Regions from separate parts of the Homo sapiens genome. Here region 2 is linked to region 1. Evidence: chromatin loops called from intact Hi-C (ENCODE). Cell type or tissue: ovary. All regions are shown on one strand. Each heading gives the region's core, and the rest is flanking DNA. Links, peaks and the distances in the headings are about the cores only.

What was found. Peaks named below come from ENCODE experiments on the same cell type or tissue, not always from the same donor. Only the 100,000 strongest peaks of a DNase experiment are listed, where the experiment ranks them.
Region 2: it touches region 1 in a loop (2.7-fold over the local background); 4 of 110 quality-filtered maps call a loop at or near these places.

Annotation. Positions count from the first base shown.
Region 1 is chr1:9,247,298-9,252,663 of GRCh38, reverse strand. The region is part of intron 3 of H6PD (hexose-6-phosphate dehydrogenase/glucose 1-dehydrogenase); the gene reads right to left. Among named protein-coding and RNA genes, the nearest start is that of H6PD, 15 kb to the right of the region's middle. RefSeq lists enhancers at 1-197, 460-1,382, 2,307-3,230, 3,231-4,154. In ovary, for the core only: a CTCF peak has its summit at 2,507; a DNase peak (open chromatin) is centred at 2,417; H3K27ac peaks cover 4,761 bases.
Region 2 is chr1:9,139,780-9,145,145 of GRCh38, reverse strand. No RefSeq gene overlaps it. Among named protein-coding and RNA genes, the nearest start is that of MIR34A, 9.3 kb to the left of the region's middle. RefSeq lists an enhancer at 2,622-2,916. In ovary, for the core only: a CTCF peak has its summit at 2,746 (motif pointing left); a DNase peak (open chromatin) is centred at 2,695.

The DNA of each region.
Region 1 (5,366 bases), core at 126-5,125:
ATAGTAGTTGCATAACTTTGTAAATATACTAAAAACCACTTAATTTTATATTTTAAAAGCGTAAATTTTGTGGTATGTGCATTGTATCTCAATTTTAAAAAAAGCTCACAAAGTACCATCTAAGATAGAAGCCGGGGAGGTGGGGCACTCCTGTAGTCTCAGCTATTTGGGAGGTTAAAGCAAGAGAGGATCACTTGAGACCAGGCGTTCAAGACCAGCCTGGGTAACATAACAAGACTCCAAGATAATAATAATAAAATAGCAAAAAACTAGAAACAACCAAAAAGCTTAATAAAAGAGTTTATAACACATATTCTGTGGTATGAACAGAACTGAACAGAAATATAAATATTAAAAGGTATATGTTGTGCAGACTGCTAATACATAGAGATTTAAGTATGTATACAACTGTGTATGTATATGTGAGAGAGAAATATGACATAAAGAATGGACATAAAAGTATGACAGATCAATTACAGGATTTATATAATAATCCAATATAAGTCACGTGGAACTCAGACACACTGCAAGAACACTGCCGCTGCCTCTCCTTGCAAACTTGGAAGAACAACAACACTTCCATTTGTAACGTATTTCCGTGTGCATTATCTGATTTAATCCTTAGAACTACCCGAGAGAGAGAGGTGCCGGGGCTATCAGCATTGTATAGATGTGCGCTGAAGGTCACAGCCTTCAGAACCGGGACCAGAAACCCCTTCCTCGTTGCTTCCACATTGTGGGAAATCCAGGTTTTCTCAACAAAAATAGATTAAAAAAAAAAAAAAAAGACAACTAAGAGCCAGCTGCAATCCCCATCAACACCTTCTGGGATTACTAAAAATAAAAAGAGGTGAGGGCCAAGGAGAGCACAGTGTGCTTGCTGGTGCTCTCTCTGGACAGGAGATCCGGCAGCTGCCCTGGGCTCACCTTGCAGACAGCTCTGCAGAGGGGGCGGGAAGGGGAACCGGCCCTGCTGAGTGAGCTCCTGGCCCCTTCTGGCACACCAGGCTGGAAGGCGGGACAGCTGGTGTGTGCCTGGAAGGACCCTGGATGCCCTGGTCCCTCGGTGAGAGGCACTGAACGGTCACTCCAGCCCTCAGAGGTGGGCAAGCATCAGGCTCCTTTCCCCCATGTCAGGACAGGGACCCTCCCAGCAGTGATGTCCTCAGGAAGTCTCCCTCCTTCTTTCTAACAACAACAACAACAACAACAACAACAACAACAACAGCAGGCCTTCTACACAGAGGGGAAACTAGGGCAGCAAGGAGACTGGCCCTGAGTGCGTTCCAGCAGGGAGGCCAACTGCTGAGGGCCTGGCCAGCTGGGGAGGCTGTGGAGCTCAGTGGTTAGAGGCTCAGGCTCTGAGGTGCCAAGACCTCAGTTCCAATTCCAGCACTCCCGACAGAAAAGGCAGCCGGACCCAGACAGCTGAACACAGCCCATTAATCACATGGGCCCGCCTGTCTGCAGAGCCCTCCCGATGCCATGATGAGGGCCAGCCAGGGTCATCTCTGGGATGAAGGAGGCTCAGTGACTCTCCTTTTATGGCCCATGCTGCTTCGAGACCCCAGCCAGGGTACCCAGGGGGGCTGTGACTCTCAGGGGCTCACGGACTGGGACGCACAGGAGGAGCACCCCAGGTCAGGCTGAGAGGGAGCTGGGAACCAGATCGCGTCTTCCTTTCCTCCTCCCCACCCCCTCCGGCCTGTGCAGCAGCCTTGACTCTGCAGCAAACTCCTCTGGGCCAGAGGCTGCAGCAGGAAAAAAAAACAACACTCACCCAGCATGGAGGATGGAGGGGAGGGAGCCGGGGAAGCCGGCTTCCACCCACTTAGATGTGTGTGATGCGGGTGGGGGAAGACATCCAAACGACCTTGCAGCTCAGAAGTCCCTTTCCCGGGGCCTGCAGCAGCTCTGGACCGGGAATGCTCCATTTCCCAGGCCTGGCTTGCAGCCCCTCCCTTCCCAGCACTCAGGGTGCTGGCTTCGGTTACGCAGGTGCCACTCCTGCCTAGGAGTCAGCTAGGGTTGCACCACTGCAGGGGTGGAGAGCAGCTGGGATCCACCAGAACCCTTGGCAGGGCAGAGGACAGGGTAGGGAGTGAGGGAGAATGGCCTGTGGTATGTGTGGGGTGGGGAGTGGGAGAGAATGGCCTGTGGTGTGTGTGGGGTGGGGAGTGGGGGAGAATGGCCTGCGGTGTGTGTAGGGTGGGGAGTGGGGGAGAATGGCCTGCGGTGTGTGTGGGGTAGGGAGTGGGGGAGAATGGCCTGCGGTGTGTGTGGGGTGGGGAGTGGGGGAGAATGGCCTGCCGTGCACTTTGACCCCTCTGATTAGCAGTCAGACCGCGGGCTCCGAATCCTGCCTTGGAAACATTCTGCCCATGCTGAGCCCCACTGCAGCAGCACTCGCCTGCCAAGTCCACCAAGCTCCAGTAGGAGGCAGCATTTACTCCTGCCTGTTTCCCGCCCTCACCCGGGACAGCAGTGGCAGCCTAGGCCTTGCTGTGCTGGGCACAGGGCTCCTGGCCATGCTGGGGTGTGCTGCAGGTCTGCGGTGCCTGTCCCCTCTTTCCAGTCTGAACCACAGGTGGGAGGCCCCTGAAGGACTGGCTCCAAAGCAGGACTCAGAGAGGACAGCACAGAGCAGTGCTTGGGCCAGCAGGGCTGTACCAGGCCACCTTCCTGGAATGCAGAAAGAATGTGTCCCCTGGCACGCAGGCACACAAAATTGAGAGAGGCAGCAAGCAAGCTCATTCTGTTGCCAAAGCACCCTGTGTCCAAGGCCCACTTGCTGGGGGGCTGGGCTCAGCAGCAGGCTGTCCCTCCCTGCTACGAGCTATCAAGGACCTGTTTGTAAATGGCAGGTAAACAAGCCAACCAGTGAGGGCCAAACCCCAGGACAGTTGCAGTCCTGCTGGCCACCTCTGACAAGGAACGTGGACTGAACTAGCCCCACTCTGGTCTCACCGCGACAGGCTGCAAGCCTCCAGGACTAGTGGATCTCCCACTGCCTGTCCTGCGCTGAGGCTCCCTTTGCCCCTGGGCTGAAGGTACAGGGCCCAGCTGTACTAAAGGCCTTGGACTCTGGAGCTTAGGAGCGGCGGACCCTCCCCTAGAGCCCCATATGGCAGGCAAGGCTGGGCCTCCTTTAGTCCCTGCAGCTGTGACAACAGGGCTCCAGGTGCCTCTCCCTCCTGGACCTTGAGGACAGCCAGCCCAGGCTGTTGTGTTGCTGTTCAAACCCAACATCCTCAGACTGTCCCGGCAAACAGACCTGCCCAGAGCTCCACCTGTCTGTCTTTCATATCTTCCGTGTTTCTTTCTTCAAAATCCAAAAGTACCTTTGCTAGGATAATCGGGCCTGCAATCTGCCTGGTCCCTGGCTCCATGGGACCTACAAACAACCCACAAATGACACCACATACCAAGAAGGAAACAGGGTGGGAGGGCTGGAAGAACTAAGAGGCAACAGTACCAACAGGTAACTCCAGACATCATGGCTCTTCCCCAGCCCAGGGCGGAGATAGGAAGGAGTTGCCAGAAAGGGGAGAGGAGTCTCCCAGCCTCGCTGGGGATGGGGCCAAGTCCAGGTAGAGAAGGGCAAGCGCCGGCCCGCTGGCTTCAGCAGGGGCAGGACCCCCTCCAATTCTGCTCTAGGCTCTCTGCACCAGGTGCAGCTCACTTCTCTGAAGATGAAGCAGGCATAGGCCCAGCACACGTGCCTGCTGGGAGATCAGGCACAGACAGGCACGGGGGGCAACCCACGGCCAGCGCCCTGGCTGAGGACTGGGAGGGAAATTTGGAAGGGCTGGAGGACGATTCCCTGAGACCCATGAAGGCTCACTGCAGGGGGTAGGGCCTCTTTTCTGCTGTGGGTTCTGAAGTAGAGAAACCCAGTGCCTTCTCGAACCCAGCAATGTCCTTCAAGGCCTGGCTTGGGAAGTCCTGCCTGGCCTCCCGCCCACCCCCCACATTGTCCCCCCACCACGCTGCCTGCCTGCAACACCCATCACCCATTTTGTTTTCTTTTTCAGAGACGGAGGCTCACTATGCTCCCCAGGCTGGTGTCCAACTACTGAGCTCAAATGATCCTCCCGCCTCTGCCCCCGAGTAGCTGGGACTACGGGTGTACCACTGCGCCCAGCTCCATTTTGGAGTTTGTCCCACCAGCCAGTGTGATGAGATCATCACCCCCCACAGCACCCGTGAATCTGGGCAGTATTAGGGAGCCATATCTGAGAGGCTGAGTTTTGTACCTCACTGTGGCACCTCGGCCCCGCAGAGAGCTTCTGGCACTAAATACACATTCAGAGAGGAAGGGAGAAGCAGCTGAAGAGAAACCAAGGGGCGGGGGAAAGAAAAAGAGAAAATGGCCCAGAGAAAGAGCAAGGGAGAGAGAAAAAGAGGAGAAACCTCCTGGCCCATCCCTGGGTCCAGGGCTCTGGGCCCTGCCCTGTGGCGGGCACGCACTGCGGGGGCTGGGGGGGCAGTGGCCTCGGGTGCTCCCGCTGCAGCTGCAGAAAGCGGCCGCGGGGATGAGCTGGCCACTGACGCAGCGCTGGCAGCACAGCGCAGCGGCGCCAGGCCTGAGTGCTGGGGCCAGACTGTTGCCCCCAGGATCAGGCTCCACCGCCTTCTACTGTGGGGCTGTGGGCTCGCCACCATCTTCATCTGTAAGGAGGCTAGTAACAGCGCCCACCTCACCTGGCGGCTGGGGACTGGGGACACAGTAAACTTCAGCTCTTATCGTTACTGGGCAAGAGCCAGTGCTTTACATCTTCACGGTCAATGCTCCAAAACTTTGCTACCATCACAGAATGCCAGCTAAGGGACCTTAGCTGTCCTCACCGACAGGACATGCTCATCTCACAGCTGCAAGGAGTGACATGCTGAGGCCACCCAGCTGAAGGCAGCGGTGGGCATGACGCAGGGCCCCCGCCTCCCGGGTGTATACTCAGTGTGTCTGAGGTGTGTGGCAGTGCGGGAGAGGCGGTGTCCTCCTGGAGCCTACAGGCTGGCAGAAGAGACAGGGTGGACAAGGACGAGGCAAGGGTAACACTGTGCAGGGCAGGGGAGGGAGGTGTGTGGCGCCGTGAGGGTGAGGGGAGTGGGCCTGCAGGGCTCAGAAAGTCTTCCTGGAGGGCCATGGAGCTGAGAACTAACAAGCGAGAGAGGGGTCAGAAGGTGAGGGGGACGCGAGGGGGAGTGCCCCAGGCAGGGGGCGCCACGGCTGCAAGCACCACAGTCGGGGAAGCCCTCACGCAGTTCCCATGGTCTCCACGCACTCAAAAACTTGGGGGACCTCAGGGAGACTCCAGCCTCTACCGCGTGCCAGTGGTTTCCCGCCTCTGTGCCAGGCCTACTTC
Region 2 (5,366 bases), core at 60-5,059, 110 kb after region 1:
TGGGATCAGGGCTTGGTACCCACTTCCCAAGAGGGCCGGAGTGAGTAGGGCTGAGTGAGATCAGAATCCTCCCTCTCACCAAACCCAGGGCTGCCCCGGGACACACACACATAGAGAGCCCCAGGCCCCCTGTACAGGCTGCCTCTGGTCCCCGTCAGAAACTCCTACAGGTAGTTCCTCAGGATGTAGGAAGGGATCTTACTGGTTTAGTGAGTTGTATCCATTTGCAACCTCCGCCTCCCAGGTTCAAGTGATTCTCCTGCCTCAGCCTCCCAAGTAGCTGGGAACACAAGTGTGGCCCATCACACCAGGCTAATTTTTGTATTTTTAGTAGAGATGAGGTTTCACCATGTTGGCCAGGCTGGTCTCAAACTCCTGACCTTAAGTAATCCACCTGCCTTGGCCTCCCAAAGTGCTGGGATTACAGGTATGAGCCACCGCGCGCGGCCCCGCCAGGACTCTCTGCTCGGCTTGGAGATGCTGTCTTCTCCTTGTGTCTCCACTGGTCTTCCCTGGGTTCTTATCTGTGTCCATGTTTCCTTTTTTTTTTTTTTTTTTTTTGAGACAGGGTCTCACTCTGTCGCCCAGGCTGGAGTGCAGTGGCATGACCTAGACTCACTGCAGCCTCAACCTCCCAGCCTCAATTGACTCCCCGCTTCACCCTGAGTATCTGGGGCTATAGGCGTGCACCACCATGCCTGGCTAATTTTTTTGTATTTTTAGTAGAGATGAGGTTTCACCATGTTGCCCAGGCTGGCCTTGAACTCCTGAGCTCAAGCGATCTGCCTGCCTTGGCCTCCCAAAATGCTGGGATGACAGGAGTGAGCCACTGCACCGGGCCCATGTTTCCTCTTAAGGACACAATCATATTGGTTTAGGGTGCAACCTAACGATCTCATTTTAACTTAGTTACCTTTTAAAGACCCTATCATCAAATACAGTCATATCCTGAGGTAATGGAGGCTAAGATCTCAAAATATGAATGGGGGGCTGGGCATGGTGGCTCACACCTGTAATTCCAGCACCTTGAGTGGCTGAGACCAGCCTGGGCAACATAGTGAGACTCCATCTCTACAAAAAATTTTTAAAAAGTATGGCCGGGCACGGTGGCTCACACCTGTAATCCCAGCACTTTGGGAGGCGGAGGTGGGCAGATCACCTGAGGTCAGGAGTTCAAGACCAGCCTGGTCAACATGGTGAAACCCCATCTCTACTAAAAATACAAAAATTAGCCGGGCGTGGTGATGGGCACCTGTTATCCTAGCTACTAGGGAGGCTGAGGCAGGAGAATCGCTTGAACCTGGGAGGCAGAGGTTGCAGTGAGCCAAGATTGCACCACTGCACTCCAGCCTGGGTGACAAAACGAGACTCCGTCTCAAAAAAAAAAAAAAAAAAAGAAATAAAAATAAAAAATGTTTAAAAAGCATATGGATGGGGAGGGGGGACAATTCAGCTCATAACAGGGATCCTTCTGGACACTCAGAACCAAGCTTTAATAGCTTGACAATGTCTTTCAGTCTGAAACACAGAGATGCTGCCAACCCAGGGCCTGCCCCTCCATCGCAGGAAGAGGCCACACCATGAGCCTCGTGCCAGCAAAATGTGGCTGTGGTTGCTTGCTCAAGGGCAAGGCTGATGGGTGTTACTTCACCCTGGCTTTCAGAGCCACAGGAAGAGGCTGTGCAGGGAATGGGAGTCAGCTGTTCCCCAATTCCTGTGGTGCCTGAGCAAAAGAACAGGAGTGAGAGCCCAGGGCTTGGGGCAGACATGGGCAAGACGCTCATGTGTGTGGGAATGGCTGCTGGAAGCCCGTGCGCGGTCACCAGGGGTCTGGGAGGCAGGGGCCACGCTGTGACAGTGGTTCCCAAACAGCCCAGGAGCTCTGTAAACCTTAAGGCTCTGAGCGCCCATATAGGGCAGGGCAAGCGTCTGTATCTTTAGAGGGCTCCCAGACAGGGTGCAGAAATGACTTGGGTCCCGAGATGATCACTGCAGTCGCTGATGGCTCTCTGGGGGTTCATATACTTTCGTATGTTTGAAATTTTTCATAACAAAAAGTTAAAAGGGAGGAAAAAAGGAAGGAAGGAGGGAGAGGGAGAAGGGAAGGAAGGATGGAAGACAGGAGGGAGGGAGGGAAGAAGGAAGGAGAGAGGGAAGGAAGGAAGAAAAGAAAGGAGGGATGGAAGGAAGGAAAGGAGGAAGGGAGGGAGGAGGGATGGAAGGAAGGAAAGGAGGAAGGGAGGGAGGAAGGAAGGAAGGAAAAAAGGAAGGAGCGGCTGAGCACAGTGCTCATGCCTATAATCTCAGCACTGTGGGAGGCCGAGGTAGGAGGATCACTGGAGGTCAGAAGTTCAAGACCAGCCCGGCCAACATGGTGAAACTCTGTCTCTACTAAAAATACAAAAATTAGCAGGTGTGGCACGCACCTGTAGTCCCAGCTACTCGGGAGGCTGAGGCAGGAGAATCGCTTGAATCCAGGAAGTGGAGGTTGCAGTGAGCTATCGCACCACTGCACCCCAGCCTGGCTGGGCGACAGAGCGAAAGAGTGAGACTGTCTCAAAAAAAAAAAAAAAAAAAAAAAAGGAAGGAGGGATGGAAGTAAGGAAAAAAAAAAGCTCCGGGAGGATTCTGATGCGAGCCCCTGTCAGGATGAAGGCGGGAGGGAGAAGCCCTAACCTGCCCAGGGCTTCCTGTGACTCGGGTGAAGCAGTGCCTCCTGGTGGTGAGAAGGCAGAACTACTGGTATAAACTGGTCGTAACGTGCAGACTGGGTGTGAATGTGGGGCCAGGACAATGTGTGTCGTGGGGTTGACTAGGGGGAAGCTAGGCAAGCCTTTGGAGCAGGCCCACAACTTTGGTTATACCACAAACCCCTTTGTCAGTCCAGTGAACTCTCTGGAGTCTCAGGATAAAGGCGTAAATTACATGGGATTACAAAGCTAACCAATCATAGTGAAATACAATGATTGAAATACTTGATAAAGCCAAATTTGGTATAGCGTGTAGATATGACAGTAGTAGTATGTCACAGTAGATAGCAGTAATGTGCCAATGGGAGTATTAGCACATTAAGTAATATCCAATAACAACTGGTCTAATAACTATAACTTAAAAAGTAGTGAGGAGAATTCATGATATTTTGCAACAACTCCAACATATAAAAAATCTGCAATTTATATTGTTAAAAGAATCATACGTACTACTAGAACAAACAACAAAAACCTCCCAAAGACCAGGCATGATGGCTCACACCTGTGGTCCCAGCACTTTGGGAGGCCGAGGCAGGAGGATCCCCTGAGCCCAGGAGTTCGAGGCTGCAGTGAGCTATGATCGCACCATTGCACTCCAGCTGGGGCAACAGAGCAAGACCCTGTCTCAAAACAAAGCAAACAAAACAAAACAACCTCTTGAAACTTATTGCCCATCTTTATTCATGAATAAAGAAAATGGGCGATTGCTATGAGAAGTCGGTAAAAACAAAGAAGTGCCTGGTCGCCCTGCAGGTGCTGGACCGCCAGCTGAGATCCTGCCTTAGAAAGGCAGCCAAAGGCCCACTGCACTTCCCTGTCATCTGGCTGCTCCATATTCCCACTATGTGTTCCACAAAGATTGATTGAGGGCCTACTGTGTGTGGCAGACACTGCACAATATAGACCAGATATCTGCCCTCAGCAAGCATGCATTCTACAGGGACAGATGATAAGCCAACAATACACAGAACATATTCTACCAGCTCATCTTTTTTTTTTTCTTTTTTTTTTTTTTTTTTTGAGACAGGCTCTCACTCTGTCACCCAGACTGGAGTGCGGTGGCAAACCACGGCTCACTGCAGCCTTGACTGCCCAGGCTCAAGCAATTCTCCCACCTCAGTCTCCCGAGTAGCTGGAACTATAGGCATGTGCCACCAAACTTGGCTAATTTTTTTTTTTTTTTTTGAGATGGAGTTTCACTCTTGTCACCCAGGCAGGAGTGCAATGGCGCGATCTTGGCTCACTGCAACTTCCACCTCCTGGCTTTAAGCGATTCTCCTGCCTCAGCCTCCCAAGTAGCTGGGATTACAGGCGTCCACCACCATGCCTAGCTAATTTTTGTATTTTTAGTAGCGATGGGGGTTTCACCATGTTGGCTAGGCTGGTCTCGAACTCCTGACCTCAAGTGATCTGCCCATCTCAGCCTCCCAAAGTGCTAGGATTACAGGTGTGAGCCACCGCGCCTGGCTAATTTTTTAAATTATTTGTAGAGAGGGGGTCTCACTATGTTGCACAAGCTGATCTCAAACTCCTGGGCTCATGTGATCCTCCCGCCTTGGCTTCCCAAAGTACTCAGATTGCGGGCAAGAGCCACCGTGCCTGGCCTAGCTCAACATTTAAGTAAGACGTTCCTATTGAATACATTATGTAATATGTAACAATGTTTTGTGCGTAACTGATATATAGTACTTATTGAAAGTTTCCTTTTAATCCCATTTGCTTTAAAGTCAAGAGTTTTCAGCCTAGTTTAGCCAACGTGCATTCAGTCCGCTTTTACAAAGCAAAAGAAATCTCATATCCTCTGGAAGATTCTGAAGGGCTTCTGGGGAGGGGAGACACTCGTTCCTGCTATCTTCCCCCTCAACCAGTATTAAGAATCACTGCTTATTCATAGCAGCGCTCTTCACCATAGCCAAGAGGTGGAAACAGCCAGGTGTCCAGGAACAGACGAATAATAAACAAAAGGTGGTCTATCCACACAATGGAATATTTTGTGGCCATAAGAAGGCATGAAATTCTGACACATGCTATAACATGGACGAACCCCAAAGACATTATATTGAGAGCCAGACACAAAAAGAACAAACATTGTAGGATTCCACTCACGTGAAACATCCAGAATAGGAAAATTCATGGGGACAGAAAGTAGAATCAGGGTTACCAGGGGCTGGGGGGAGAAGGCCATGGGGAGTTATTGCTTAAGGGGTATGGGATTTCTGTTGGAGGTGATGGAAATGTTTTGGAAATATGGTTGCACAATATTGCAAATGTCATCAACACCACTGAATTGTATACTTTAAAATGGTTAAAATGGGCCAGGTGCAATGGCTCATGCCTATAATTCCAGCACTTTTCTTTCTTTTTTTTTTTTTAGATGGAGTCTCGCTCTGTCATCCAGGCTGGTGTGCAATGGTGTGATCTCAGCTCACTGCAACCTCCCACAGTGATTACAGGCACCCACCACCATGCTAATTTTTCATATTTTTAGTAGAGACGGGGTTTCGCCATGTTGGCCAGGCTGGTCTCGAACCCCTGGCCTCAGATGATCTGCCTGCCTTCCCTCCCAAAGTGCTGGGACTACAGTTGTGAGCCACCGTGTTCGGCCTGCCCACTGGT